Regions from separate parts of the Mus musculus genome. Here regions 2, 3, 4, 5 and 6 are each linked to region 1. Evidence: chromatin loops called from intact Hi-C (ENCODE). Cell type or tissue: left cerebral cortex. All regions are shown on one strand.

The links. Hi-C counts contacts between places; a loop is a spot of excess contacts. Peaks named below come from ENCODE experiments on the same cell type or tissue, not always from the same donor. Only the 100,000 strongest peaks of a DNase experiment are listed, where the experiment ranks them.
Region 2: a loop joins it to region 1, with 4 times the contacts of the local background. A loop is called at or near these places in 6 of 42 quality-filtered maps.
Region 3: a loop joins it to region 1, with 2.9 times the contacts of the local background. A loop is called at or near these places in 2 of 42 quality-filtered maps.
Region 4: it touches region 1 in a loop (3-fold over the local background); 7 of 42 quality-filtered maps call a loop at or near these places.
Region 5: a loop joins it to region 1, with 2.3 times the contacts of the local background. A loop is called at or near these places in 6 of 42 quality-filtered maps.
Region 6: it touches region 1 in a loop (5-fold over the local background); 12 of 42 quality-filtered maps call a loop at or near these places.

Annotation. Positions count from the first base shown.
Region 1 is chr1:166,252,093-166,257,092 of GRCm38, forward strand. It overlaps Ildr2 (immunoglobulin-like domain containing receptor 2), which reads left to right and starts at 2,047. Exons shown (of 10, transcript NM_001164528.1): 1 at 2,047-2,374. The coding sequence starts at 2,284. In left cerebral cortex, a CTCF peak has its summit at 2,027; DNase peaks (open chromatin) are centred at 2,036, 2,642, 3,317, 3,861 and 2 more places; H3K4me3 peaks cover 3,337 bases; H3K27ac peaks cover 3,051 bases.
Region 2 is chr1:166,313,514-166,318,513 of GRCm38, forward strand. Ildr2 (immunoglobulin-like domain containing receptor 2) reads left to right here. Exons shown (of 10, transcript NM_001164528.1): 10 at 1-3,319. Among named protein-coding and RNA genes, the nearest start is that of Ildr2, 62 kb to the left of the region's middle. In left cerebral cortex, no CTCF peak of the experiment used is centred here; DNase peaks (open chromatin) are centred at 338, 2,752 and 3,735; H3K27ac peaks cover 2,305 bases.
Region 3 is chr1:166,357,292-166,362,291 of GRCm38, forward strand. No RefSeq gene overlaps it. Among named protein-coding and RNA genes, the nearest start is that of Tada1, 19 kb to the right of the region's middle. In left cerebral cortex, CTCF peaks have their summits at 3,072 (motif pointing left) and 4,747 (motif pointing left); a DNase peak (open chromatin) is centred at 3,065.
Region 4 is chr1:166,302,678-166,307,677 of GRCm38, forward strand. Ildr2 (immunoglobulin-like domain containing receptor 2) reads left to right here. Exons shown (of 10, transcript NM_001164528.1): 7 at 825-938. Among named protein-coding and RNA genes, the nearest start is that of Ildr2, 51 kb to the left of the region's middle. In left cerebral cortex, no CTCF peak of the experiment used is centred here; DNase peaks (open chromatin) are centred at 2,144, 2,472 and 4,896; H3K27ac peaks cover 2,982 bases.
Region 5 is chr1:166,179,468-166,184,467 of GRCm38, forward strand. No RefSeq gene overlaps it. Among named protein-coding and RNA genes, the nearest start is that of Gpa33, 52 kb to the left of the region's middle. In left cerebral cortex, a CTCF peak has its summit at 2,229; DNase peaks (open chromatin) are centred at 3,698 and 4,095; H3K27ac peaks cover 1,561 bases.
Region 6 is chr1:166,157,902-166,162,901 of GRCm38, forward strand. The region is part of intron 4 of Gpa33 (glycoprotein A33 (transmembrane)); the gene reads left to right. Among named protein-coding and RNA genes, the nearest start is that of Gpa33, 30 kb to the left of the region's middle. In left cerebral cortex, CTCF peaks have their summits at 897 (motif pointing right) and 2,911 (motif pointing right); a DNase peak (open chromatin) is centred at 2,906.

The DNA of each region.
Region 1 (5,000 bases):
CTAATTCAAAGGTCACTTCTGTGAATGTTGACCTTTTAAATCAGCCCATTTCCCCTCTTTATAAACTTTCTCATTTGTCGAAGTTTTGCACAAAGCTCTCAACCAGACATTGTATGTACAAACATAGGCATGCAGTAAATAGCAGAGCATAATACAAATACATTGATATTTTAACCCTTTTATGTAGACAAACTTTTTGTAGCGGAAAGCATACGTTTTGAAGCCAGGTGACCTGAGGTTAAAGTCTAGCTCTGGCATTCATTGGCTTCTTGATCTTAAAGGTCCTAGTGACAATCTTTATGCTCAAGTTTCCTCATTAGGATTAAACCAGGAATCCTGTAAAACACCCACAAACTTGCTTAGGCTCTGATAAGAAACCTCCGGATGTTAAGTCCCATCTTAATTTTCTGATTTTTCTGGGTGCTAAAGGATATAGTTCTCAAATTTCTCTCACAGAGCTTATTACTCAGGACTCTTAATAGCATACAAATCACTCAAGTTAAGTAAAAGATGAAATGTAATGAGTGACTCTAAGACTTACTAAAAACGTTGAAGATCCAGATGTAGGAGACAAGTGGGAACCTAGAGAGGCCACACCAGGACTGCAGCTCAGATCACACCCCTGAGCAGGGTGGCCACCCAGCCTCCAACCACCACACCTGGCCCCGGCCCCTGATGCTGCTGCTACCTCCGGGCAAAACTGATTGTCCGGTGTGCCTGCCTCTTGCACTACTTTATCCAGATTCAGAAACCTACCTGTTAAGAGGTCACCCTGGCCATACTGGGGCCAGGGGCCTCTCCTCCAGCTTTGGTGGTTAGGAGGTGACTAGACTTTCTGGCTTCTGTATTTGGAACTGTCCAGATATGCAAAAAGAAGGCAAGTGGTGGCAAAAGGCCACCATTGAGCTTCCTCCTGATTCTGCATGTCCCCATATATACATCACCCCTGCTTTCACATGCATACATTCTTAGGGTGAAGGATTTCTGTTTCCGAGTTCACGGGCATTTTTCGGTCCTTCGGAGTTCTTTCTCCCTTCCTCTAGACAGAATATGGGTGTCTGCTTCCTTACTGCCACCAACCCTCAACAAGCCCAAATCTTGTCCCATCTTTCAAGTGTTAACACAGATGTCTCCTTTATTGTGGTCATCAGCCCCACCCCTGGGACTAACTTGTTCTTTCCTGAGTCCACCTGCCCCTTCCCTATCTCTTCTACAATGACATCAACCGGCATATTTTTTACAATGACTATGCATTATGCCTCTAAAGGTCTGGCCTTTCTTCCTCTCCTGGACCCAGGATATGGCTCCTCAAGGGACACCATTCTCATCCTGTAGCCTTAATGCTTAGAGCCTAGGAGAGCCTTAGTATATATTTGCTAACCCAAACATTCGTTTCTCAGTGCTTTCTCAACGTATTGTGAGTCCTTTCCAATAGACAGGAGACAACTCCATTTTAAAAGTGGGCATAGCCCATGGAAATGTACGCTGCAAATGGAGAATGTATAGGTGTAGTCTCCCTCTCCCTCCCCCTCCCCCTCCCCCTCCCCCTCCCCCTCCCCCTCCCATTCTCTCTCTCCCTCTCTCTCTCTCTCTGCTCATTTTCTGTTAAAAAGGCCACATACGTTTTAACAGAAAAAAGATTTTTGCCTAAAGGGTTTCTCCCCTATGGATCCTAATTTGGTTGGGGCCTCTTGGTTCGTTGAACCAGATGCACCAGCCAGGGCACAACAAAAACAAACAAACAAACAAACAAACAAACACCACACAGGTCTAAGCCCCAGGAGAAGTTATGCCAAGTCCTTGTAGCCTTTCTGTCCCTGACACCCAGTACAGGTGCAAGGAAACATCGAGTCCCAGCCTGCTTGGTGGCTCAAGTAGAGCTTGAGTCGCAGCCCCCGCCACATGGTCCGCCCTCTGGGGTGGACTTCGCTGCTAGGCTCTGACCTCCCAGCCCCGGGAGACGGCACGTGACCGAGAAACTTTGGCGGGCGGTGTTGGCGCGGGCGGCGGCGCGGCGATCGAGCTCCCCCGCGCGGCGAGCTCTGCTGCGGGGAGGCGCTCGCCGGTGCCGCGCAGCCTGTGCGTGCGGGAACGGCCCCCGCAGCCCAATCGGACTCTAGAGCCAGCGGCAGCGCGCCTCTCGCAGGCGGCGGCGTCCAGCGCCCGGGGCCGGGCTGCGCGGCCAGCCCCGAGGGCTGCGGCGCCAGGGACGCGCGGGGCCCGCGCTCCGCCGCCGCCGCCGCCTGCTGCTGCGAGGTCATCCGGATCTTATCGTGCCAGCTGATGCCCGCTTTTCCCACTCTGGATCTGGATGGGAAGTTGGGGAAGATGGATAGGGTCGTGTTGGGGTGGACCGCTGTCTTCTGGTTAACAGGTAAGAGTCGTTTGCCACAGCTACGGATAACTTTAAATGTATTCCTACAGTGGTGGTGTTCCACTCCACCTTCGTTTTCCTCCTTTTTGACAGTGTTAAAGCTGCTTAGCCTGTGGTGTGTGTGTGTGTGTGTGTGTGTGTGTATGATGGGGGAGGCAAGGGAGAATGCCGGATTGCGAAGGAGCTGGATGGAGATGCAGGTGTTTGACTCACTAGCGCTATGAGGCTGTTCTTAGGAGGTATATTTCCCCTCCAGACAATGATTCTTCCTCCTTCTTTCTCTGAGTTTGTTAGGCTCCGAGTCCTGGGCAAAGCCTGGGGAAAGGGGTTGATTCATTAACAGCTCTGGTTTTCTGGAGGCAGGGTTTGGGAGGTGGGTAGGGGAGTGTCTCCCTAGCTACTTCCACAGAAGAGGAGGGAGACCCAGGAACATTCGCTGGGGCTCTCTGGCTGTAGGGGGAAAGGTTTAGGAAGATGAAGAACAGCTTGATTGGCCTGGAATTTAAGGCCCTATCAGTCTTACTGGAGCCATTTGGAGAAGATAAAAGACAACCCTGTAATAGATCGACGCCCCCCCCCCCAACAACGTTAATTTGTATGGAGGTTCAGAGGTAACTTTGGCGGTGCTTGTAGCGCACCTCTTCTCCTTTTGTGAACTTTCTTCCCATCGTCTGGTGCTAGGAGAAGCCCTGTGTGTAACACTGTACAATTCAGCAATTCTGGGTTAAGGAACAAGTGGCGCTGGGGTGGCCACCTCAGATTCAGAGTAGCCCGCTGAAGGCAAAATGGGGCAGGGGGAGGAGGCTTTGGATGGCTGGGGGTGGGCCAGAGGCAACCAAAGAGACAGTGGAGAAGACAGAATAAGGTGTCGAAGGGTCATGATGATAGGATCGGGTCAGTCGCAGGCAGAAGAGAGCAAATGGCTGCAAGAAGAAAAAAGTTTGTTTCCTCTGGGGCATCCACCAGCTCCAGGAGGGTGCGGTAGGGTGGGGTGAGATCAAGAGACTAGGAAAATGGGATCCAGCTTAAAATAGCCAAAGCAAATCTGAAACGAGAGAAAAGACATGCAAGAAGGAAGAAAGACAAATACCCCCTCTTCTTTTACTCTCAGAATGAAATTATCAATTGCCTGAGTTCTTTCCCCATGGCAAATGATAGGCCCTAACACTGCTCTTGCCCCCAGCTGGGATGAGGTGGGGGTGGGGGTGGGGTGGCATCCTCAGTAGAGTTAGCCTCTTATCTTGGCTGCTCTGAGTTCATCCCTCCCACATTATTCAAATATGAATCATCTAATTCCAGGGTTTGGCTGATCCTTGCTTCTCCCTCCTCTGGCCTCCCAATGCTTTCCACTGCCACCCTCACAGATCCTGACTCCCGAGTGGCCTCTACTGCTCACTTGCCATCTTCAAGGGGCCTGGGACTTGAGGCCTGTGTCATGGCTTCTCTGAAGTCAGGCAGGCATCTTAGGAGGTCCATGAGTCAGAGATGCTTTTCTTGACGTCCCTCTCCCAATACTGGGTTTGCCCAAGAGGAGTACTCTGGGGACTCACAGAGAGTGGGAGAGGAGCAGCATATGGGCTCTAGATGGCTAACAGTTTCTTATGAAATGTAAACCTATTAGTGGAGGGACCACAGGAAATCTAGTTCGGCCCCCACTCCTCTTGGTTTATAGAAACAGAGGTGAAGAGAAGCAGTATGCATATTTGAATCTGGGGTATCACCTTAGACCCCAGCCAGAGTTCTGTGCCCCAGCTCCGCCTGCTTCTCTGGCTTTCGGGGGTGGGGGGGGGAGGCTCTGTTGCTTTATTTTTGTGTGGAGGGAGGCGCTGCATTGTCTGTGCCTTCTGCCTTCTGCACCTGGAGAGCTGGCTCTGCCTGGAAACAGGCAACAGGTTACTTATCAGGGTGTCTCAGCTGTCAGATGGCAGGGGTGATGTGTGAGGGAGGCTGCGTCCTGGGGTGCCATTGACTACCCGCTGCCGCCCCCTGACCTGCCTCCCTGCTGTCAGAGATGCTGATGGACAAGGCTCCTCTCAGCCCCTGCAAAGTATGAGGGCGCTAACAATGGCTGCCGGGAAAAGGGGTGGGGGCTGAGGAGAGGGGATCAGTCAAGGATGAGAGGGCTTTAGACTCATTCCTCACACAGTAGCCCTACGAGGAAAGGTAAGGCATTCCCATCCAGCTCAATCAATGAATTCTCTCCTGAGACAAGGTAAAAGGGGGAGGGAGAGAGGGAAAAAAAGCAGATTAAAAATGAGACAGAGCCAAGAACAAACCACGTTCATCCTCTTCCTCCCTCCCTCTCTCCCCTCTTCCCCCATGCTCCCCCCTCTCCACCGTTCTACTCCCCTGCTTTGCTTTGAGGCAGGCTGAGCAATTTCTAATCAACACTTGGGTTCTTCTCCTCAGGCTGTAACGGCTCCTTCCTTGTCTTTCCTTGCTGAAATCCAGTTTTTCCTGCTACATATTTAGCCTCCTGATTTCTCATTGTCAGTGCAGGGCTACTTCCTGCAAGAGATTGGTGGTGTTGTTGTGTTGCTGTTGTTGTTGTTTTGAACAAAACAAAATGCTTGCCAGCTGCTAGTTTAGCAACAGGTGCCCTCTAGCAGGGAGACTTGGAGGAGGG
Region 2 (5,000 bases), 61 kb after region 1:
AGTATATTTTATGCATATGATAAGAAATAGTGCTATGGATAAATTATAATAAACCCAGAGATTTAAAGTTTTCTTTAAAAACAAAAACCTTAAATGGGAATATTTTGATATTTAAGTGTTGTGTGTTTGTCCATCCATCCCATTTTTAGGACATGCTCAGTGATCTGCAAAGCCAGGCTGTAGAAGTCTGAGCTGAAAGGAGGTGAAGGAGAAGAGAGAGGGATGAGTGGCCTCAGGGAGGAGGGAAGAGAGTAGAGGCCCGCTTACAGGAGCTTCTGTCTCTGTCTGTGACTCACAGCTGAGTCAGGGACAAGCTGGAGGAGGGAGTATGGAAGCAGGTGGCAGGAGAGGTCCCCTGGTGCTCAGAGCTCTTCTCTAGGCTATGTATAGACTCATTAGGAGACTCAGGACTGTATTCAGTTCTTCCATCCAAGCAAGCCCAGGGGAGCTTGGGATTTAGTCCTCCTGGCACTTGTATCTACAGCTTGGGGTGCAGTAGCACCTCACATGGGTTGGGGACCTCACCTCCCTTCTCATGATCCTCACTCTGCATGTGGTGTAGGGGTGGGCACCCCAGGGTGAGAGGGGGCTGGCGCTACATATAAAAATCTGGTTAGATCCGAAGCAGTCTTTGAGAGGAGTGGAGTAACTAACAGACACCGCTTTGGCTCATCTGCTCTCCATCCATTTCTAAATAGATGGATAAGCCATCATCCACATTTATGGAGTCACAAACCAGTCAGATCTTTAGATTCCCAATCTATAGGCCTTTCCTGCTGGATCTGTGTTTTTGCAAAATTGCCTAGTCATAAGAATTACTTGCCTAGGGACTGGAGAGAGATGGCTTAACAGTCAAAAACACTGCTTTAGCCGAGGACCCGAGTTTGGTTCCCAGCACTCTACTAATGCTCACAGCTGTCTGTAACTTCAATTCCAGGGACCCACTGATCTCATAGAGCATCTGGGAGCACTAAACTCACATGGTACGCATATATACCATCAAAAAACTCTCAGGCACACAAAATAAAAATAAATACATTGTTAAAAACTGAAAAAGAAAGGGGCTGGAGAGATGGCTCTGTGATTACGTGTGCTGGCTACTCTTCCAGAGGACCCACATTCATTTTTCAGCACATGGAGACTCCCAGCACCAGTTCAGACACACACACACACACACACACACACACACACACACACGAAGGCAAAATACACACCTAACAAAGAAATAAAGCATTTAAAAATACTTGGTAAAACAATTACTTGCCTGGGGGACTGGGATGTGGCTCAGTTGGTAGAGCGCTTGATTAGCATGCACAAAGCCCTGGTTCAATCCCTAGCACAATAAACTAGGGGTAGTGGCACATGCCTGTGATCCCAACATCTGGGAGAGTTTCAAGTTCAAGGTCATCCTTGGCTACATAGTGAGTTCAAGGTCACCCTGGGCTGTATGATACTCTGCCTTAAAGAACCAAACACTGAAAATAACAATGAAAAAACACAAGGATTACTGACTGCCACTGTCACAAATGCTGTTGGACTGTACCTTGGAGAATGGATGGGTGGATCTGGAGTAAGGATTTGTATTCTGAACATATCCTTTTAGAATGCCTTGTGGTAGATGCATTTGGGTGGTGCTATACTGGATCATACCTCTGGTGCACCCCTATCTGCTGGCCAGGAATATTGTTTGTGCTGTGGATTATTTCATTCCAATATCACTGTGAGGTCCCTCTAACTTCCTTAGGTCTGGCACTGGTGTGGCATCCAGCAGTCCCAGCTATGACACTGGAGAATGGCTCACCAGAGTCAGGCTGAAAGGAAACATTTAAAGGGAGGGGGTTGGAGGACCTCCCCCCGGGAGGCTTCTTGACATGTTCCAACTCCCAGAATAGTGATATGTTGTGACAGGCTGAGATCAGACAACAGGAATTACAGACAATTTTCTTATTCCCTTACCATCCTGAATAAAACTTAGCTCATGAATAGAAAAAAAAAAAAGCCATCAGAGAAAATGGCAAACGTAAATCATTTTTAAAGGGTAAAAATTAAAAGCTTTGCTAATAACATAACTTTCATGCTAGGACCAAAAGTGGGTGGAGAAAAAAATAGTAAAATATATATTACCTATTCCAAAACTGATTTAATTGCAGCCAGAATCTTATGGAAGTTTAGAAGTGATGTATAGAGTACAGGAATCACCCATGGAAATTCTAAGGTCTTAGAAAGCAAAAGGTTCCCTACCAGGACCTACCCCCTAGTCACTTGGGATTACCTGTGAAGCTCAAAGGCCCTAGTGGCATCAAAGGTGAGTAAGAAGAAGCCGAGATGCTTTAAGCAACAGCGTGAGGTTGGCATCAACGGGGCACATTTGTTCTTCACAGCAAGCCCAGTGTTTTCCCATCTTACCCAATGTGGAGCTGGGTCTGAAAGTGTGCCAAGTGATCACCTATTGCCAAATAGCTTTTAGTCTTTAGATGGCCTTCTGACTGTCCAGGTCCTAAGCCTACAGTAATCACGGGCCCAGCCTCTAGTGTGTTCTCTTCCCAAGCAGGTGGATAGTGGAGAGAGCCCTGACTCAATATTCACTCACACATCATTGGTGAGGAGAAGCTAGGAAGGCAGGCATTTGCCACTTCATCTATCCACAGGAGGTTCCTTGAAGTCTGCCCTGAGAAGGAGGTGTCTTTGCTGGGGAGGATCTTCATCATCAGCATCAAGCTGTGAGGGGAAAGGCTTTGACAAAAGGGTTGCCACTTTCTGAATTCTTCTCAAAGAGGAATTTCTAAGCCAAGCTACAGATTCATCCAGGCTCAGAATTCCATGGCTGTGGGCAGGAGCTGTCATCTTCACTATATTTTGAGATACATTTTTTTTTAGGTAGAACTCGAGGTCCAGATCTAGAGGGGGATAAGGACGATGAGAAGGATAAAGTTGTGGCAGTTGAGCTAAAAGTCATGTTCGAGTTTTTTGGTGGGTCTGACTGGACAGGGGAAAATGTGGTCCGACTTCTTTTATCTAAAAGTTTGGGAAAGATACCCATAGCTTCTCTCTTGCCATGTTTATTAACAAAGATGTTAGACACTACTCCATGAGAAATGTCCTTGTGAAAATAAAAACCATGCCATCAAAAGAGTCGGGTGCAAAGATGCCTACTTCATGAGAATCACCTGCCCAGTTGTTTTTGTGCCTTGTCTGTGACATCAAAACTGAAACACTTATATCACTGTCACTCATGGTTTTCTTTTCCTGTGTCATACATACAAAGTGCATTTGATTGTAATGATTTAAAGTAAATAAAGCATTTCATCTACTTTTGTTATAAAGAACTCAATTAATTATGTTACAATCTTACAGTTTGTGCTCTCTCCAAGATTTAAAAAAAAAATTACATGAAGTGACCTGTATGGAACTGGTATTATGAAGCTCAGTGCTTAGTACTGCTATCAAAATAATAACAATGATTAATAATAGTAATGATATACACACTCTCCAAAGAATGGTCTAAGTACTGTAGAGGCAGATGTTGGCAGTTAATGTGTGTTCCAGCAGACTTTAATGAGCTGTGGGCTGGGTGAATTCTGTTGACACCCACTGTGACATCAGGACATATGTTATCTACATATGTAGATATGGTAGTTGGACAATGATGGTACCTGGCTCATATTCAGGAAAAGAGCCTTTGCCTGACTCTTTAGAGAAGGGAGAGGAGAGCCGTTCCGTGGGAGGACATTTTAGTTTCTGAAGAGATTTGGAAATTCCTCAGTACCATAATTAAGGGAAGGCAATTAAAAACCTTTGTGAGCATAAACAGCGGTAAGTAGCTCGTGGAGCTATTAATCTCTTTGATGGCCAGGTCCTGTCAAGAGATTCCAGAAAACCTGTCTTTGCTTGAAACGTTTGGGCTTAACTCTCTTCTTTTAGTAATTCTGTTAAAATGTTTCTATGTAGGTTTAATTTAAAAATAGACTCTAAAGCAGTTAAACTCATACCTCTTCTGGACTTCCTTCTGTTTGGCTAATGTTTTAACTCCATCTTGATTTTTCCAGCCCTTATAAAATAATATTTTTAAATTTCTCAAATATGTTTAGAATCTTTCCTCCTCCCCATCTCCCCCTATAAATCTTTTCTGGCTACATTATAGATTTTCTTGATGAACTGTTTTTCTTCCTGAAGGAAATTTTCTTTTGTGCTGGTCCCTTGGTGGGATATGCTGTTGATTTGTTGCTGTCAATCACAGTGTCTTGTTATTGTTCCCCAAAGAGAATCTCACTGATGACAGAAGTCACTTTTTCTTCACCAAACTGAAGTCATGGGTTTCCGCTTCCTTCTGATCCCCAGGGGTGCTTTTGAGACGTCTGTCAACCCAATTGCTTTTCCTTTGTCAGCAATCTACCTTGTGCTTCAGGATGCTTTTCAACTTTGACCTTGTCTCTAGTGTTCTTAGGTTTTAAAGAACATGCTACTGTGGGTTTCTTTTTATTTATTACAACTGGGACTGTGCTTCCTCGGTCCGTGGGCTGGCTTTTTATCAAATATGGAAAACTTTAAGCTATTAACACATCAAACATTTCATCTCCAAACTCTCTTTTGACAAATCCAATTAAACGCTTCATCTTTTTGTTCTACTCTCTGTGTTTCTTAATATAATCTTCATGTTTTCTCTTTCTTTGTCTTCAGCTCTCTATTCTGGGTAATTTCTTCATGTTTATCTTATAGTTTTCTATGTTCTCATCAGCTGATTCCAGTCCCAATTCTTTTTTTTTTTTTTTTTTTTTTTTTTTTTGAGACAGGGTTTCTCTATATAGTTCTGGCACTCACTTTGTAGACCAGACTGGCTTCGAACTCAGAAATCCTCCTGCCTCTGCCTCCCAAGTGCTGGGATTAAAGGCGTGTGCCACCATGCCTGGCTTCTAGTCTTAATTCTAATATACTTTTCAGTTCTGGGTGTTCAACTTAGCTTTATTTTTTTCTTTTTGTACATAGTCATTTTTGATTGTGCC
Region 3 (5,000 bases), 110 kb after region 1:
CCGTAAAACAGACTGTTGAGAAGGATCTGGCGTGGATTCAGAACTCTTCAGCTGGGGAACGGTACTGATGAAGAGAAAGAAGAAAGATGAAGACTGAATAAACTGCTGTTAGAAGGACTGGTGGTCGCATCGTTCTTGCTGGTCGAGAGCAGGCGCGACAATTGGTGGCCCGTACGGGGAACCGACTCCCCCACCGAGTTCAGAACTTTCAGCAGTCAGTGGTTGCCGGCAGGGTAAGTTCACGGTGAGTGAAACTTGCGACCCCAGGAGTTTGGGAAGGACCTCGGATAAAATAGAGGCAAGCATAAAGTTGCCAGGAAGCAGGCACAAGGTAACAAAAGGTTCCTGGTTTTGGGATAAGTTAAGGTTCCTGGCTTTGGGACAAGTTAAGGTTCCCTGTTTGGGGACAAGTTAAGGAACTATGATAACCTCAGTGTAGTGATCAATAGATCCTCGCTGTGTAGTTATGCTTTTTTCTCCCATTGACCCTTTGTGGGTAGGTCTGATAGTTTTGGTCTTGTTTGTTCTGATATATGGACTCTGTTACTGTTTGAAATTGTGTGTAGAGGCAGTCAAGACAGGTCAGAAAATCCTTACAGAGCAACAAGAAAGTATGTCAGAAGAGGAAAAGGGCTTAAAAAGAAAAAGGAAAAAGAAAGGAGACACAGTGTTATCAGGTGGACAGAAAGGACAAAATAAAAGAGCTGAGGCGGAGGAGGAAGGCGAATTAGCTTCTGCGCCTCCTCCCTATGCCTCCTCAGCAGCCACCTGTAGGTGGACCTTCTGTCCGGAGATTTGGAGAGGATCGACCAGATCAGGTGTTGATGTGGGCGAGAGGGTCTGTTTGTGTGTTTCCACAGGACCAGACGGAACCTCTTTGGGTGCTGGAGAGGTTGGTGAGACGCTGCAAGAATGAGGCTCCTGATCCAGTTGCCCCTGTGGATGTGGTGGATGGTCCCACAAGCACAAACGATGGAGCCAAGATGGGAGATCCTTTCAGTGTTCCAGAAGCCGATACCAGCTCGACATGACGTTCACATTTTTCCATGCCTTTTTGATCCCTGAATTTCCCTTAAAGATATAGCCCCTCTGGCCATCTATCCCTTGCTTCAGGGAAGATGAGCGGGGATGAGAGCCCTGGGATGTATGCTTGTTATAGTGTGTGTGTGTTTTGTGTTTGGCACATGTGTTAGGTGCAGAGTGTGCGGCCCGCACTTTCGCCATGGTAGCATAGGCTTTTGCTGCAGTGGAGGCGGGACAATCTCCTCAGATTCGGTTTGCCGCTCTAAAAGAAATTATGCTGCGTTATGCCGTGGGGTGCGAGGCTAAGCACTGCACAGAGGATAGCTTGCTGTTGGCATCCTGTGGAAGGCATGTCTGATTGCATGAAGGTTCAGTGTCCTAGTTCCCTTCCCTCAGGAAAAATGACACGGGAGCTGGCCAAGACCTCTCTGGGTGATGAGCCTAAGGGATGGTTTTGTGTAGGGCCCCTATGCTTGCACACTGGGGATCAGACCTCTACCTTCACCCATGAGGCTTGCTTGCAGCAATTAAGATCTGGCCATAGATTAATCAACATCCTGGCCTTTTGATGCACCTGCCACAAGCAAAACACAATCTCCCCAGGAGTGGCTTGGCATGATTAAGAGGTAGTCAGTGATAAGACTCCCTGGGCATGTCACCAACCTAAGACAGGGATCAAACCAATGCTGTTTGTCACCCAAGGACGGGTAAGGGGCATGGCTGCTGGGGGCTATCTACAGACATTCTCTCTGCCAAAAAAGAAAAAAGGGGGAATTGTGGGGAGCGGGTGTGGCGGCAGTCCCAAAGGCGCCAGGGACTGCAGCTAAGTCATATGACTTGCACCTGACTTCCTCACACAAGACACAAACATCTTGAGTGCTGCGCAGGTGTACCAGGATACAGGTGAATCCAATTTGGTGGAGATTTGCCCCTGCTGCCCTGATTAGCTGAAGCTGCGTGCCTGGTGAGGTGGCGTGGCCTGCTGTGTGTGGATGGGAACTGAGAGTATAAAAGAGTGAGAGGCCCGGGTTAGAGGGAGGATTGTTATTCTAGAGAGGATTGTTATTATTGGGAGATATAAACAAGGGAGATATAAGCAGGGGAGATATAAAAACAAGGGAGATATAAACAGGGGAGATATAAACAAGGGAGATATATAGAGAAAGAAGAAACAGGACTGAATAAACGTGTGCAGAAGGATCCTGTAGCAGCGTCGTTCTTCCTGGCCTGTTGGGGGCGCGCGCGACAGTTGGTGCTGAAACCCGGGAAAAGAAACATCTTCAGGCATGAGCGAAGACCCCCTGCTACAGGGAGGATTCAGAACTGCATCACTGGGAAGGAGCGGTTAATAAAGGTTCCCGTAAAACAGACTGTTGAGAAGGATCTGGCGTGGATTCAGAACTCTTCAGCTGGGGAACGGTACTGATGAAGAGAAAGAAGAAAGATGAAGACTGAATAAACTGCTGTTAGAAGGACTGGTGGTCGCATCGTTCTTGCTGGTCGAGAGCAGGCGCGACACCCCACCTTGTGTCTGTCAGTCATTCTGTAACCCTGGGCAACTAAACGTGATGGAACATAAGAGAACAGAATTTAAATCCAGTGTGGTACAGTTTGGGTTAACGGGAGCAATGCATGGCTCGGGCTTTAGGTAGGCATTCAGTACCTGTTATCATTATTCATGGGCCTGGTGAGAAGGAGCCCTCTCAAAGGTTTCTGCTATTTCCCACCACCATGAGGGACAACATATGTAAGGCCTCCCCTGTCTTCATCACTCAGCTGACTAAAGCCGATTCCAGGTTGTTCCCAAATACAAATAATTGTTTGATTTCTTCCTGCAGAATTCAGTTTTGAGTACAAGTTTAGAAATGTTACTTTTGGAAAGACTAAAAAAAAAAAAATCATCTTTGGATTGTCTGATGTGTCCAAAGGCCAGGGCTTCCTAGAGTCTCAGCTGAGACGCCTGGTGGCCCTTGGAGCCATTTGGCTTCTGAGAGCTATGATTCTGGCTAGCGGCTGAACAGCCTGGAGCAAAGGTGAGGAAGCATCGCCCCCTGGTGGCCGCCGAGCAGCTAGCCTAGTCGGAGCCGTGTGCCTGAAGTCTCCTGTTTATCCAGCACTGGACTGTGGACCAGGAAACGGTTTGTCTCTGCCAGTCCTTTTAGGAAATACCTGCTAACCTCCTAACTCCTGCCTCAGGACAGCTTTTTCTTTTTGGCAGACAATATAATAAACATCGCAGAAGACCTCTGTATAGAAGCAACCCAATTAAAAAAAAAACAAATCATGCAGTAAGGCAATGCGAGATGTAAGACTGACTCCTGTTCTGGGGCAATCCCAGCTCCCAAGGACACAGTAAACTCAGGAGCAGGTGGATGGTAACGCTGGTCGGGGTAATCACAGCTGTGACTCCAGGCAGCAAACTGCCCCACCCCCACCCCGATTTTGGCCAATGAGCCTTGACCAAATCTTGTAAACCTCATTTCCCAGGTTTCTTCCCCAAGGTCAGATTTTCCTTGGGAACACCAGATAGCGATTCATTTTTCTAGGCCAACAAGGGTTTTTTTGGTTTTTTGTTTGTTTGTTTGTTTTGTTTTTGTTTTTGTTTTGTTTTGTTTTTTTCTTCTCTGGGAGGTGATTTTAGAAGCTCATTCTGCTTCCAGCAGAGTCTCCCCACATTACGAGCAATTCCCGTGCCAGTTTGAAAGCTTGGGACATCCCCCAAGCCCCTGCCACAGTGCCAAATGCCTTCTGAATGAGTGGCCATCACCACACAGGGCACGTGTAGCACCTTGTAGCTCCCAGCCACATGGTAAGCAATGCTCACAGTGTTTACTGCTTCCTCCAGATTCCAGTTTTAGCTCGCTGCAAAGGTTGCAGAGGCAGGAAAGGGCTCTTTCCCAACAGGTGCAGTTTAATAACGCACACTTGAAACAGGTTTTTTAAAGGTCTCATAAATATCATTCATTATCACATCCAGGGACAACTTTCCCTTTCCCTGGAGCTCCTGAAGCCATCTGCTCAGCTTCACTGCAGATGGTGGTGTTTTTACTCCCAGGTAGGACCAAGGAGGTGCTGGCTGCCAGGCTCCCATAGTGAGAAGCAGGACAGAAAGATGCTTTTGAGATTGACTTCACAGAATTTGTCTAGGGAGACCAAAGGGTCTGTGCTTACAATTTGTGTATTAATCAGCTTTCTGATACTGCACCAAACACCTCATACTTAAAAGCCAAATATGATTTTTGTCTCACAGTTTTGGAGACATCAGCCCATGCTCACTGGTCCATTACCCTTGGGCTAGCAGGAAAGTTTGACCCCTAATTTATTTTAGGCACATTTAAGCACAGCATAAATTTGGTAAAAAAAAAAAAATTTATTCTGCTGATAATTAACTCAATCCTGTGTCCACAACAAAATATACACATACATACATTTCTTTAAGGAGCAAAGTAAACTAAATACAGATCAGACAGGACTACATTGAAACTCTTTGTAAAATCCATCAAGGCAGGTTCGACAGATTTACCGAGAAAAACAAATTTATGCAAAGGGTCTGGGGAAGGTCCGGTGCTGGAAGAGTCTCTAGCCACACAGTAGAGCCTAGGTCACTAGGGTAGTAAACATGTCTGTTCCTGGCCTTCTGTGTGGATAACAGGTTTTGCTTTCCTTCCCTTGGAGGAACAACCCTGTGTGCTTAACATTACAGACTGTGCTCACACTTTTTCTGTGCCCCCTACAGGAACTGAAGCAGAAACCATGGAGAAATGCTGCTTAAAGCCTTGCTCCTCATGGATTGCTCAGTCTGCTTTCTTATATCCCCCCCAGAAGCACCTGCCCAGGAGTGGCACTATCCACGACAGGCTGGGACCTCCCTCCTATATCAATCATTAATCAAGAAAATGTCGTACAGATATGCCTATAGGCAATCTGATGCAGACATTTTTCAATGGAGGTTTCTCTTTCTAGACATCTCTAGGTTT
Region 4 (5,000 bases), 51 kb after region 1:
GATGCAGAGGATGCTGTTAACCTGCTTTTTTTTTTCCTTTTCTTTCTTTCTTTCTTTTTTTTTTTTTTTATTAAGCCCTGAAAAAATAACACCTGTTTCTAACCACAAAGCAGCAGGTCGAGTTAATTTAGTCACATCTGAAATATGGCATTCCTCTTCCTAAAAGGAAAATGTTAAGGAGATAAACTGGAAGTGTGATTAGAAATCTCTGTGTTGTGCAGCTTGTTTTGCGCCTCTGTGTATGTAGTCTAGAATCTAATATTAGCTCTTAGGCACGCACCATCCAGCTTAAGGCTTTTTTTTTTTTTTTTGTCATCTCCCAGGCAACTAGAGGGTTTCAGCCTGCCTTTGTGGAGATCTGTGATGCTTGGAGATCTGTCTTAAAGTTACGTGCACTTCTACCAAGTGAAGGTGTGGACTTCCTGCTGGAGAGTGACATGGGTCCTAAACTGAGAATGGGGTCTCTTTCTCTTCCTGATAGCATGAGCTTGCTCCTCCACCAGAACTCAAAAAAGCTATGCAGAGAGAGGAGCCTTTAGTATAGCTGTAGAAGGTCAGACAACAAGAGGGACAGGATAGCAAATGAATGAAAGCATACTGCAGCGGGTTTGCTTGTTCACTTCCAGGATCTTCGTCCCAGTGGCAACCCCTGATCGAGGATCTCAAGTGTGCCCTCTGTGTATAAACTGTAGTTTACTATTTCTGGGCAATTGTTCTAACTGGGAACCATGTTTTTCTGCTTGGTTAAAAAAAAAAAAAGAATGGAGGCCTCCTTTTCTTGCTTTTCCTGTGTTTAGCTCACCCTCCTGTGCTTTCTCCAACAGTTCGCAAAGGTTACCGGATCCAGGCTGACAAAGAGAGAGACTCCATGAAGGTCCTGTACTATGTCGAGAAGGAGCTGGCTCAGTTTGATCCAGCCAGGAGGATGAGAGGCAGATGTGAGCATCTGTTAGTTTCATGTGATCTGTGCTTCATTAAGGATTCGGTAGCTGAAGATGAGATGGTGGGGGTTGGGGGGCCGAGGTCATCAGATTTGAAGCCCCGAGCCAGCAGGTATGCTCGTGACACTACCACAAAAGTACTTCTGAGAACATGGAAGGGAATAGAAGGGGATTCTAGTGAAAGCGTGTGTGGTTGTGGGGCAGTCTGTGTCCATTGCTGTGGCCTTATAATCCTGGTTTTAAAATGTTTCATTAGAACAGTCCCCCTTATAAGACTCCATTAGCAATCCTCAAAAATAGTGACTCACAATGTGGGATGGCTCCATCAGTAAAGCTATTGCTGAGCACGTGTGGGCTCAGATACCCTGCATTAGTGCAAACACGAGGACCCATGTTGAGACCTCAGCATCCAGAGCCAACAGATGACCTCTCTAGCCCCGGCCCTGAGCTGGCAGAGGCAAGCCAATCCCTGGAGCTCAGTGGGCACCCATTCTACTCAGTCAGAGAGCTCAGGTTCAGTGAGAGAGCCTTCCTCAAAAACTAAGGTCAAGAATATCAAGGAAGATATTACGTCAACCTCTCGCATTTATGTATATGAGCACAAATGCATGTACACAGACACATAGGCACACTCAAGTAAATACGCAGTAGGAGATTTTTCCAACCTGAAGGGCTCTGGCATTGAACAACCCAGATGCTGACTTGCCACATGGAGGCTTCAATGGAGTGAAAGAAGAAGTCTAGTAAATAAATCTAGGAAAAAGAGGCTGGCACCCCTGTGAGATGTCCAAACCGCAGAGATTTCGGGGTAAGCAACGAGGCTGCACTTTTTGTCAAAGAACCGTTTAATTACTAAGTCTGTTGGTGGCAGGGCCCCAACCCTTAACTTATCCAAAGCCCTTGGAGGCTGCAGCTGACACTGCTGAATCTTTAGAGTGGATTCCAAATTACTGTCTATCATGGGAGGCAGAACAGGGCAGGTCTGACTCGGATGGGCTAATTATCAAGAGGGTGCTGGCAAGCCTGGTAGTGAGGTCACTAGGCACTTTCTTTGAACCCTCTTCTTCTTGGAACCAACAAGAGACTTGATGGAGCTGTTGGGAAAACAGTCCCAGACTAGAGGAACTTTATTCAGATTAAGGACAACATATTCCACCCAGTTTACAATTCTAAATTCATCTCGTCTGGGTTGCAGCCATTGCTGCATCCTCCCACCTCCTGGACTATAAAAAGACCATCTCCAGATTGGAATGTCAGGAATGCAGATGTCACCACACTTGACAAGCTGGTTGTAACAGTGTTGTCATGGATCTCTGTTAGGAGGACAGAGACAGAGAGAGTCCTAGATCAAGGAGAAGCCAGGTATCACCACTTAGAGGAAAAGTTAATGTAATGATGGAGATCAAAAGAATGGAATGGAGTGTCTGTGACTTGTCTCGGCTGACTGAAGTGATCCGAAAGGTATTCAGAAACTGGCTGGTCTCAGCCTAGTGGGGCCTTAGAGTGGAAAGGAATCCCAGAGATGCTCTATGTCAGCCTGTGCAGTGTTCAGATGAGGAAGCAGAAGCTCAGGGAGTGTAGTGATGGAATTAGAAAAACCCACATAGAATGATTTCCAATCTTGTGACTCACACACAAATGCTTTTGAGCTAAGCCCAGACTGGCCTCCCCACTGTGATAATACCAGTGCTAGCATGTGGCCAGGGACAAGACCAGGACCCAGACCACCTAGTACCTGCAGATTTACAGTACAACGGCTGTGTGGACGACTCAGGAATAGAGTTCACTATGGAGGTTGGCTCTATTCTGAAGAGCAGGGCAGATCATGGACTGGGGCAATTTAAAAAAACACCCATAAGATAGATACCTTGGTTTCACAGATTTTGTAAGAATTGGGGGTGTGAAGTCCAGGTTCTTGAATTTATTGGCCACTGTGGTTCTCCTTTGTGCAACCCTTATAAGTGGTAGTCACTTCTGGTCGCTTATATTCTTGGGATGTCTAGAGCAGGAGTCTGCAAACAGTATCTCCTGGGCACAGGTATATATATAACAATTTCTGTTTTTTTTTTAAATAAAGTTTTATTGGTACACAGCCAGGCTAATTTGCTTACATATGTTCTATAACTTCTTGTTGAATGGTGGAACTGAATGGTTATAACCAGTATGGCTAACAAAGCTTAAAATGTTTATTCCATGGCTGGTCCTTTACAGAAAATGTTTGTGTATTCCTGCCCCAGACTGGCATTATTATTTCTGTCAAGGGCGACATTGATGTCATGTTCTACTTGGCAGAAATTTTAGTGTAACATATGCCCTGGGTAGTTTGTTACTATGAGTGGTCAAATGGTGATAGTTCTTACAATCTGGAGAAATGAGAGAGGTCAAGTATCACTTGAAATTTCGAGAAAATTCTGAGCCAACAATATTGTTTTGCAATGTTCTCACCATTGCAAACTAAAGCTCCCCCCACCCCGCCCCTGTATGCCTACTGGAATTGGGACTCATGGGAACTGTGAGGGAACATTGTAGATTTTAACCAATAGTCTGTGAGCTGCTTCCTTTTAAAATAGGCATAAAGGCTGGAGAGATGGCTTGGTGTATAAGAGTGCTTGCTGTTCGGACTTGAGGACCTTGGTGTAGATCCTGGCATCTATGTAAAAAGATAGACATGGTTGCAGTTTCCTGTAACTCCAGCTCTGTAACGGGGCAGAGAAGAGAAGATGCCGGGGCTTTTCCGGTCACCAGCCTAGCTCCAAATTCAGTGAGAGAATTAGGAACACAAGTCCGCTGGAGACATACACCTGGGCATGCACCACACACACACACACACACACACACACACACACACACACATCATCATCATCATCATCATCATCATCATCTTTCTCTAAGTGGTTTATGTTTAAATGTGTTATAATTTAATACCAAATGATCCCACGAGTAAATTATCATTCCTGTGTGCTCTCTCTCGGTAAGACAACACTAGGAGGTCCTGCTGTTGTAAAAAATTCCTCTGGTCCTCCCTGTACCACAGAGGATGGAGGGGAGGCAGAGGAAACCTGAGAGACCATATCTCTGCCCCCCACATCTAATTTTGGCTTCACCTTTCACTCAGCAGCAAGGACTAGTAAATGTTGTCTTTAATAATATTTTCAAAGTCTCAGTTAAAAGATTTAGAAAACAAGTGGATCAGTTACATTACAAATAGGTTCCCTAGATTTAAGTAAAAGGAAATTCAATATATTTCTAAGTTTTTAAAAAATAATCGAAATTTCTGTTATTTTTCTAGCTACATCATAACTCTGGTCCTAGTTCATAAGTACTTCTGCACAAAGCTAGGAAGTGAGAAATCTGTGACCGCATCTTTCTTACATTTTTTAGGCAGGGGCCAGAGTTCAAGCTACAGCCCAGTGGACACAAAGGCTAAGTCCACCTTCCAAACGTCTGGCCTAGCCACTCACAACCACAAACACCTGCAATCCTTTGATAGGGAGGGAAACAGGTCTACCCAGGCCTTAAGTAGGTCTGGTGAGCCTTGGGCAGGGCATTACACAGCAGGAGCGTGGTCTAAAAGGTAAGTGAACTGAAACCAAGGTATATGTCCTTCACCTTGACTTTGAGCCATTTGGAGAGCAGAATGGGCCTCTTCTAAAGCACGGGGTTCATACTGGCTCTAAAGACCCCCTTTTGGGACCGGGCCAGCAGTAGAGAACATGCTATTAGTAGTGGCTTTTTTTTTCCCCTTCCTCTCTTGGCCCAACATAGCCTGAATCATTGAAGTTCACCGCAGTGATTATATAGGACAGAGAAAAACATTTGAACAAGGGAGATCCGGGAAGCCTGCCTTAGGTAGAACAAAGACAATTGTCTCCCTATTCCAAGAACAGCATGTAGGAAGCCTCCCTCTCTGTAAGCAAGTTGGGTTTGAGATGGAGCCAATTCCTGCTGAGTAACACAAATACCACCTGTGATCATCTACAGCTCACACTGGTCAGGACCATGGCTCCCAGGCAGAAGATTCTGGAATATGCGATCATAGCCCTTAGCAGCACTCCCTTC
Region 5 (5,000 bases), 73 kb before region 1:
TGAACCTTAATGGGACCAGAGTGGAACCAGTGACCCTTGGAGACTTTACCTCTTGGCTTACCTCTGCTTTTTCTTACTTTAAGGAATGGGTGGGAGTGATTTTGTTTGGTGCTGCCATATGCTGTGGACTGGTGTTCATGCTCTGATTGGTATGCAAATTCAGAACTCAACAAAAACGTGACAAGGTGATTATAACTCAGGCACTTTTAGCTATTGAAAACGGCTCCTCCCCTGAAATTTGGTTATCTATGCTCAAGAATTAGTCAGCATGAGATTAGATGAGAGAGACTCAACGATCATTGATCAGCCCTTGCTCATCAATAGGGTGATCATGATTTCCCCACTAATTCATTTTTTGGCTGGCCTCTTTTGCAGAGTTCGCCCTAGGTCATTTAGCAGTTATTGTCACACAGCACTGCGGTATCCAGAGACGGGCAACTTTCCTCGTGCACAGTCCAACCTAAGACATGGGGCCCGGTGGCGATAGGGTTACCCTATGACGGGTAAGGCTGTGACATTAGAGGAACAACCTAAAACAGGAGCCACGGCGGATGGGCATAATTGCACAGGCCTAGTCCAGCCTCATTTTATTAAAACAAACAGGGGGAGATGTGGGAAGCCACATGTGCCGTTGCTGAGTGGCACTGACTACTGCTGGCCACCACACATAAGATTGGACAAACAACCAATGTGTACATATGCAGTAAAGTTTTTTGCAAAGACACTGCCTGGCCCAGGCATGATAATGAGGTTCTGTAAGGTACTGGGAGTATAACCAATCAGATGTGAGACATGCAAATGAGGTATGATAATGAGGTTCTGTAAGGTACTGAGAGAGAGTAGCCAATCAGATGAGGAACATGCAAATGAGGCTTAGTGCATAACCAATCCGGGTGTGAGACACGCCCCTCCTAGGCCTATAAAAGCAGCACTAGTTCTGGGCTCGAAGTCTTTTCGCCTCTACAATCAAGCTCTCCCAATAAACGTGTGCAAAAGGATCCTGTTGCAGCGTCGTTCTTCCTGGCCAGTCGAGCGTGCGCAAGATTTTTGTAGTTTGGATCTGATGTGAGTCATACTTTCACTCTGACCAAATACCCAAGAAAGGTCATTTAAAGGAAAGATTTATTTTAGCACATGGTTTCCTAGGTTTCAGTCTGTTATCACTGGGCTTCACTGTTTCTAGGTTAAAGTGTGGTGAGACGGAGCATCACTGTAGGGAGGCAAGGGACTCACATATGGAGAACAGGAAGCAGACAGCAAGACAGCATGGGGCCTAGGACAAGATATGGTCCCCGTGGACACATGCATCCAGTGACCTAGTAGAGCTATACCTCCTGAAGTTTCCAGCATCTCCCAGAATAGTGTCTCCAGCTAGAGAAAAAGCTTTAAACACACATACACAAGGCTCTGGGGGAGACACCTCAAATCCAAACTGTAAACAACAGTGCATTTACCTATCACCTGCCATTCTGTAAGAAGGATTCTACTGGAATTCTACTGGTTGCAGACCAAGTTAAACTAAACTTGGCCTGAGTCCTTATGTAAGAAGCTACAATCTAACTCAACAAGTAAATAAATAGAAAACCTAACAACTGAGGAATTGGCTTTATAAGGAATAGCTGGATCCCAGCCATTTACACCCATAGGCGTTGGCCAATCACAGGTAGCCAACTGTCTAGACTATATTCAGGTGAAGCCAACAACTGTGACTAACCTGACTCCCTTTGTGCCTGCCTCCGTCTCTGTGTCACCTCCTTTTTTCTCACTAGAAATGTAATTTGCAAGTGTGCTGAGCTGCAGTAGTCTGTTTTGCTGCCAGATTCTAGAATTGCAAATAAAACCCAATTAAGACTGCAAAACTAGATTTGTTGTGATTGTCTCTCTAATGGGGCTTTTCTGTGGTCATCATTTCTCTAATACTTTCTATATGCTCCTGTGTATGGAGGTGGCATTCTCAGGCAGAGAGAGAGAAAGATAGAGAGATGGACAGATAGACAGACAGGCAGACAGATGGCAGTGTGTGTTGTGGAAGCTATAGAGAAATAAAGCCCAGACCTGTCCACCTAGTTGCATTTAAATCATGTGGCCAAGGCTATGAGGTGTATGGATCCGCAAATTTTTGCTTAGGCTCCAGACCCTGAGACTACCCTGCCTCTAGGAGACATTGATCCCCAGAGAGACCCTTCCTGGTTAAAAAAAAAAAATCTGAAGTTCCGCTCTTGACAGCATGGAGGCATCCTAGGTCCAGAGGTTGAGAGCCCAATGAAGGCGCCTTCCTTACTTCTTCTGGCTCAGCACCCGCTTGGTGCTTGAAGCTGGCATGCCATGCCCCCATGCCCAGAAAAAGCCCGGATGATTGTGTCTTTCCACAGTGTCTGAATGAACCGAATAATAAACATTTCTCAAGGTATATCAGCTTTGTTAGCTGCGACTTGTCAATTCATTTTGTTTTAAAAGTCATCTTTTTAAAATCAGGGTTTGTTTTATGTACATTGGTGTGTCACCTGCATGTATGTCTGTGTGAGGGTGTTGGGCTCCCGCTGGAAATAGAGTTACAGGCAGCAGTGAGTTGCCACGTGGGTGGTGATCAATGAACTTGGGTCCTCTGGAAGAGCAACCAGTACCCTCAAGTGCTGAGCCATCTCTCCAGCCAATTAATTGACAAAAGGTCAATTAATCTTGATTGTGCTTGATAGCTGGCTGTTGGCAGTCACAGGTTCGTTTATTTCAAGCATTGATATTAACTCTCAAATCATATGCTGGATTTAATATGATTTCCACACATACTTGCAGGTTGCAGGATGGTTGAGAAAGGGTTAATGAACGTAGTGGGAGAGCTCACAAGCCTTCCTGAAGTTGGAGGCAAAGGGCTAACACAAGCACAAGGAGGAGTCTTCAGGGGACAAGACCTTAGAGTCTAGTGCAGATATCAGGTGCGGGGGCAGGCGGATTAGGGCAATTTATGGTCAGCTTGATGTTCATTGGCTGTCAAGGGCAAGAGAATGTAACTAGGCTGGAACTGGAGCTGGGGACAAAGGCAGGAGTCTGTTCCCTGTGACAATTTTCTTGGAAGAGGCTCATGGCAAATGGCTGGGTGACCAGTCAGTCTGCTTGCCAAATTTACCCTTGGGATGCTCCTAGGTGAGGGAGCTCCGAGATTACATCTGTGATCAATAAGCCCATTTGTCTGGTGTTACTGGCGTATTTACAGTATTGTCATTTACTGGCAATAGATAATTACCAGTTAGTGCCTCCCGGTGTATGGGCTAGTGTGGTTCTTGTGTGTGTGTGCGCGCGCTCACGTGTGTGCGCACGTGCATGTGTGTGTATGTGCATGTATGTATGTGTGTGTGTGCATGTGTGTGTGTGTATGTGTGTGCATGTGTGTGTGCGCATGTGTGTGTGTGTGAACAAGGCTCAGGCTTTCTTTTGTGGTACTTAGGCTTAAAATGGAGTAACTTGGGTCAAGGCCAATGCTTTATAAATTGGGGTAATGATTCAACACAACACAGTGTAACCCAGAGCAGGTCCAGCCTGGTCTCACAGGCCTGCAGGATTGGGCTAGCGCAGCCTCCCTGGTTTCTGCTTGGACAGTATTTATAGGAGGTAGTTTGCCTTCCATAAAAGGATACAGTTCACTCTCACCTCCTTCCTGCCTTGGCTGGATTTCCCAGAGAGAACATCTGCACCTAAACCGGGCACAGAGCATTTGCAGTCCCAAGACTTCAAGAGACTAACTTTGGGCTCACGGCCAAACAATAATTCCAAAACCCGGTTGAAGAACAATACGAAGCAGGCAATAGTTACTTAACCCTGTTCTCAAGGCAAGCTCTCAGATTTATATACTTGGTTTACCGTCCTGACTCGGGAATTATTTTGCATAAATACTTGGCTTCATTCCACTAGGTATTGTAGGAAGTTGTCAGGAATAGCATTAAGCCGCTCTACCTTCATATTTATAGTTAGGATGTTGTCAAAGACACGGCCTTAGTACATTGCAAGTTATTTGTTGAAAAGAATAGCCTGGGGAATTTTCTCTTAAATCTGCTTACTAGAAAGAAGGTCACTGTCGCTCATAAACAATGGACTTGCTATGTATCATTTTAATTTAAAGACACTTCACACTGTAGCTTGCTTTTTCTTTGCAATGGTTGCTAGGAAACTCAGAGTGAAAGCTGCACTACATAGAATTTTTCAAAATGGAGTAGCCGAACAAATTTTATCCATAGTTTCATCTCTTCTTCCCGTCATATCTTCACACTTATGCTATCTTTTCTCAGTTTTCGCCTTTTGTGCATTTATTAAGTCTGCCTCACAGTCTTTGTAAGACAAGACAGAGTTGAATGAGCGATGAAGACTAGAAGCAACACCTTAGGGGAATGAGGTTAGTTGTGTGGCACTCTGGGGAGTTGTGGCTGACCTGGGGGCTCTGGGGTCACAGGCATCAAAAGGGGAGAAGTCAGGCTTGGTGCCATCCTGGAATTTAGAACCCAAAAGTCAGAAGCAGAAAAAGTGCCTGAAGTTCTAGGCCACCTTGGCTGGCACAGAGTAGCCCAGACTACAGGGTGAGGCCTTGTTTCAGAAAAAGAAAGCATTCTCCTTCCTGTCTAAGACAGAATGCAAACAAACCAAAACCTAAGTGGATGTAGTCCTGGTGTGGACGAAGCCTCTGGGAGTAGGGTGTGTAGAGAGCAAGTGCTGAGGTCCCTTTCTGAGGACGTTTAACAGCGGGTGGAGGAGGGAAGCTCAGAGAGATGGGAAAGACCTGCAGAAAGGCTTGAGGTAAGCCCAGGACAAGTCGGTCCACAAAGCTATAGAATATAGGACCCTTTCCCTTTAGATCATTTTTTAAAAAGCCTTTATGTTTCTATTCTATTCTTCACAAAACACAACCAGAGGGATTGAAAGACTTAACCAAGCACAGCTTATTCGGAGGGTGGCAATCTTCTGACTCCCTCAACAAGTCAGGGTTAGTCTATTTACAGCAGTAAGCTTTTCTG
Region 6 (5,000 bases), 94 kb before region 1:
TCACGTGACTTCTGTTCTTCCCACCCTCCATCCTCTGGAGGAAGTGAATCCCGCTAAGCATTCTGTGCAAAACACCGGGGCTTGTTCTTTTAAGCTTTATTATAGCCTAAAACCCACTTTCGAGGTGGGGAATTTCCTAGCCCCACTTCCCATCCACACCAGTGCGTCCCAGACACCACCATGAACACAACATGGGCTGTTAGGGGCCCCGTCCTCAGGCAGGCTACGGCCGATTTAGCTGTGGTTGCCAAGAGACCCATTTTGTACTGGTCACCTAATAGTTGACCTTTGATCAGGAAATAAACAAGATACAGAAGGAGGTTAGGGGAGAAAGAAGAGGAGAGAGGGGCAGCGCTGGGACCATGTAAACACTCAGCTGCCATTATGGCTGCTGGAGTGGAAATCGCCTAGGCTCTCAGTGTGCGCACCAGCTGCTGCGGCTGCACCAGTGAACCGAGGTGTGTCCATCAGTTTTACCTTTGAGGTCGTTCAGTGCTGCGTGTGTAGAAATGGGATAAGGAGGTGAGAGCAAAGCCTGTGGGTGAGGCTGATCTGGGTGAGGGAGGAGCATCGGGTTCCCTGGGGAAGCCCCGCGAAACATCCAGTGCCCTGGGAAGCCCCACGGATGAACACCCCACACCCATGGGCTTCCATCAAAGCCGAGTGGATTATCACGTTGCCTCTCAGTCATCTGGAGGCCAAACAATAACTTCTTTGAAAAACCCAAAAAGTTAGTAGAATTCACTCGACTTAAAGTAAAAGGGACGATGTACTAGATATGGATTCCCACAAGCGTCCAGTTTTGCTGGTATGTTTCTGGTTTACCAGTTTTATTTTTAAAAGGTTTCTTTATTTATATTATGCATGTGAGTACACAGTTGTTCTCTTCAAAGACACCAGAAGAGGGCATCGGATCCCATTACGGATGGTCGTGAGCCACCATGTGGTTGCTGGGAACTGAACTCATCTCTGGCAGAGCAGTCATTGAGTGCTCTTAACCACGGAGCCATCCCTCCAGCCCGGATGGCCAAGTTAAAACACGTTTCTAAAACTGCCTTTGTGAGGTGTGTATGTATGTGGGAGAACTGCCCAGTGAGAGGCCAGAGGACAACTAGTTGGGAGCCTCCTCTCTCCACCACGTGAGCCCCAGGGCTTGAACTCACTTATCAGGCTTGGCACCAAGTGCCTTCACCCACAGGGTCATCTCACCAGCTCCCGGCCTGCCAGTGTTTGAATGTCTGAGATTTCTGTTGAGCTCACCTGGCAGCTGTGCTTAAAACCTGTGGTGTTCTGTCTACCCGCTGTTGCCTGCTCCCGATCTAAGAACACAGTGATTTCGTGACTTTCCTCTTGCAAAGTTTGCACCGTGGGGGCCAGGGCTGAAGGTCACGTGGTCATGAGCTTCGGTGGGGGGTGGGGGGCTGACACAGTGATGTGATGCAGACTGTGTGAGGGATCCTGGAGGCTTTCTTCACAAGAGGGATGTTGGAGTTGCAGCAAGACCAGGTGCTGAAGAGTAGCCACGGGCTTTAATCCTAGCTGTGCTCCTTGCCAGCAAGTAAGGCAAGATACTTAGCCTGTCTCTGCCTTGGTCTGTACATCTGTAGAATGGGCACAACACCAGTGTTCATCTCATGCTGTTACGGGAAAGGGTGAACCAAAGTATGTAAAACACGGAGATTAGTGCCTGGCCAGCAGACCCATCAGAACGGGAAAACAGCATGAGAGTCATGATGTCCGTGTGGCTGAGGGGTAGGGTACATGTCCATGATGGCCAATGTTGTTCATGGGAAGGACAATGGGGGAAGATGGAGAGGGGCCTGTGTACCAGCCTAGGAGGTTGGACTTTTCCCTGTAAGCACTGGGCTCCTCACAGTTTAAGAGCACAGTCCTCCAAGGTGGGGGAGCTGTGGCAGCTGCAGCTCTCAATGCCCCTGGCCACTGGAAAAGGGGGGGGGCAGGGAGAGAGGGAGGGGAGAGGGAGAGAGAGGGAGAGAGGGAGAGGGAGAAAGGGAGAGGGAGACACACACAGAGAGACAGAGAGACAGACAGACACACACAGAGGGATAAAGAGAGGGGGAGAGGAGAGACACAGAGAGAGACACACAGACAGACAACACAGAAAGAAACAGACAGACAGACAGACAGACACACACAGAGCCAGAGAGAGACAGAGAGACAGAGAGAGAGAGGAGGGAGGGGGCAGGCATAGAGGGAGGAATTCTGGTGCACAACTCACTTTCTACTTTTTATTCAGTCCAATATTCCACTCCAAGGGATGGTGCAGTCTACAGCTGGGCTGGGGGGATGGGGGATGGGGCATGGGGGAGGGTCTTCCCACCTTAATTAACCTAATCTAGACTGCCCCACCCAACCACTCCCAAGGTGGATTTGATCTGGAATTCCACTAGGCGTGCCCAGAGGCTTCTCCTGTAGGTGATTTCGATTCAGACTGACAGTATTAACTCTGGAAGCGATGCGGTTTTGTGTCTGGATGTTGTAATGAGGTAGGGGTGCTGTTCTCAGACTCTTGCTCCCAGAGTTCCCTGCAGAGCCGGGGAGTCCTATTTTAACTTTGTAGCTGTAAGTCACTTACAAGCTCCCTGGTCCTTCAAAAACCACAATAAAGGCTGAGATGGTGCTAATGTTACCTTCCTTGAAGTAAGAGGCAGTTTCCCATAGGCGACCTGTGAAAATGCCGGTGAGCTCAGGAGTGGACCGAACAGGAATACTTCAGGGGTCCGCCCCAGAGCCTGGGGTGAGACGTGGCAGCCAGAGCTTACTGACCGGCGTTGGTGGGAGGGGACAGAAAGAGCGGATCCTGTTCATTCAACATCAATATCTTGGGGTTATCAGGGCTTCTTAGCGCTTCGGCGGGACAGATGACAGCCATATGCATACCCTTTCCTGACCACAAGATGGCGCCACAACAACGGGAAACCGGGTTTCAGACAGTCGTGGGCTCTTCCAGAAGGAAAGGAGGCTGAGATTTCTCAGGTCAATCAAAGTCCATCAGTGACGTGGGATGAGCCCACTTTTATCCCAGATAAGTTTCTAGAACATATCGTTTGCTTTAGAGACTAGGGGAAGGATGGTGCAGCAAGAACCCTCATGATCCCACCCCTAAAGGAGGCCTAGGAGCTGCCCTGGGGTGCTGTGGACACTTGACTCTCAGTACACTCTCAGGTGGGGGCTCTGATGCCAGCGCTAGGCGTCCTAAACACACCTGTACCTGGAGACAGAGAGCATTCTGTAAAGTGTGTTCCTTTAAAATATTCTTAAGATTAACCAAATCCGGTTGGGTTAGAAAATGGGACTCTGAATCCCCATCATGGTTTCCACTGGCATTATCAAAACACCCGTAGGCCACGCCCCCAAAGTAGGCCACGCCCCTGAAGCTTCATCACCATAGTGATTTACATCCTTGCTTTGCCTGTGGTCCCCTTTCCATTATCATATACGAATACCACCTGAAAATGGTATACCATGAAACACTCAGGTGTGGGGTACTAGAATCCAAGGCTGCCACATTTTACAAAAAAATGTGCTTTGAGTTTTAGGGAAAGAATGTGAAGAAAGTAGCATAATTATGATAAGAAGAGAAGAAAATAAAATCAATGTAGTGTGACTAAGGTGATTTTATTTTATTTTCTCTTCTTTTAGAGGCTCCTTCTGGCCCTCAGACAAGAGTAAACCCCTTCACCATGAGTTCAGATACAACCCCACTTTGAACCGTAACTGCTCATGAAGTTACCACTGTTTCATGTGTGTCTTCCTTCATAGATTGGAAATGGGAGGAAGACAGGCGCTCTCCTCGTTTTGTTTGTAGCTGTGATTGGAATGGAGATGGTTTTAGTTTGAAGGGAGTTGGTGTGATAGCTTTATGTCATACATAAATTTTTTATCATAGGCATACATTGCTTTTATAGTGCAAAGGTATTTTGCTTTTTAAACATTTATTTACTTATTATTAGTGTGTGTGTGCATGTGTGCACCCGCGTGCACAGATACCAACATAAAACTCAGAGGACTCTCCTGTGAAACTGGAGTTGGGAACACGTGGTCCACCTTCCATACAAGAATGTTGGAAGGATGCAACACCATTGAGGATACTGAGAGACCAACAACCCCAGAGTGTGGAGGCAGGAGCTCGTGTGGACTGTTCCCTGGTTTGGCACATGGGGAAGGAGCCGGACATAAGGCTGGTGTGACTGCAGGTCCAGACTGCAGTTTTGTCACTGTATTAAAAGCCCAGAACGCAGACCTTAGGGGGGTGGTTCAATCAGCAAACTGCTTGGCATGAAATTGTGAGGACCTTGGTTTGATCAGGAGCAACCCACACCTGCCCGTAATTGCAGCACCGGGCGTGGGCGATGGGCAGAGACAGGAGGACCCCAGGGCTCACCGTGCATCCTCTGCACAGCAGAATCAGTGAGTTCCAGAGTCATCGAGAGACTCCACCTCAAAAAGCAAGAGAGAAAAGAGACCGAAACACCTGAAGCTAACTTCTGGTCTCCACATGTGTACACATATGTGCATGTACACACACACACACACACACACACACACACACATACACACACACTGAACTGCCTATTGAAGATTAAAGATAGCTTCTGAAATTTCTAAAGACTGCAACAGGTCCCTCTTGATAACTTGGAGCGTGTCCTTGTGACAGATTGTGAAACCTGGTGGCACAAGGTTCTGATGAGGCTGGCGCTGTAGTTAGGGGATGTGGGTTTCTTCTCTTGAAATAGCAGTGATGATGGAGCATCTCTGAGAACAGGACATACACATGGGCTGTCATGGGTTCAGCCACTGCTGAAGGACTGGATGGAGGAAGAGTTTAAACTGACACGTCCCTCAACTCACAAACATTCTCCCATAGCGTATCCATACCATACACCACACACATCACATATGTACATTTCCTGTTCTGTATATAGGACAAGTTTCAGCCCAGGACCACCAAGACCAAATTTTCAGCACAAAGGAGATTT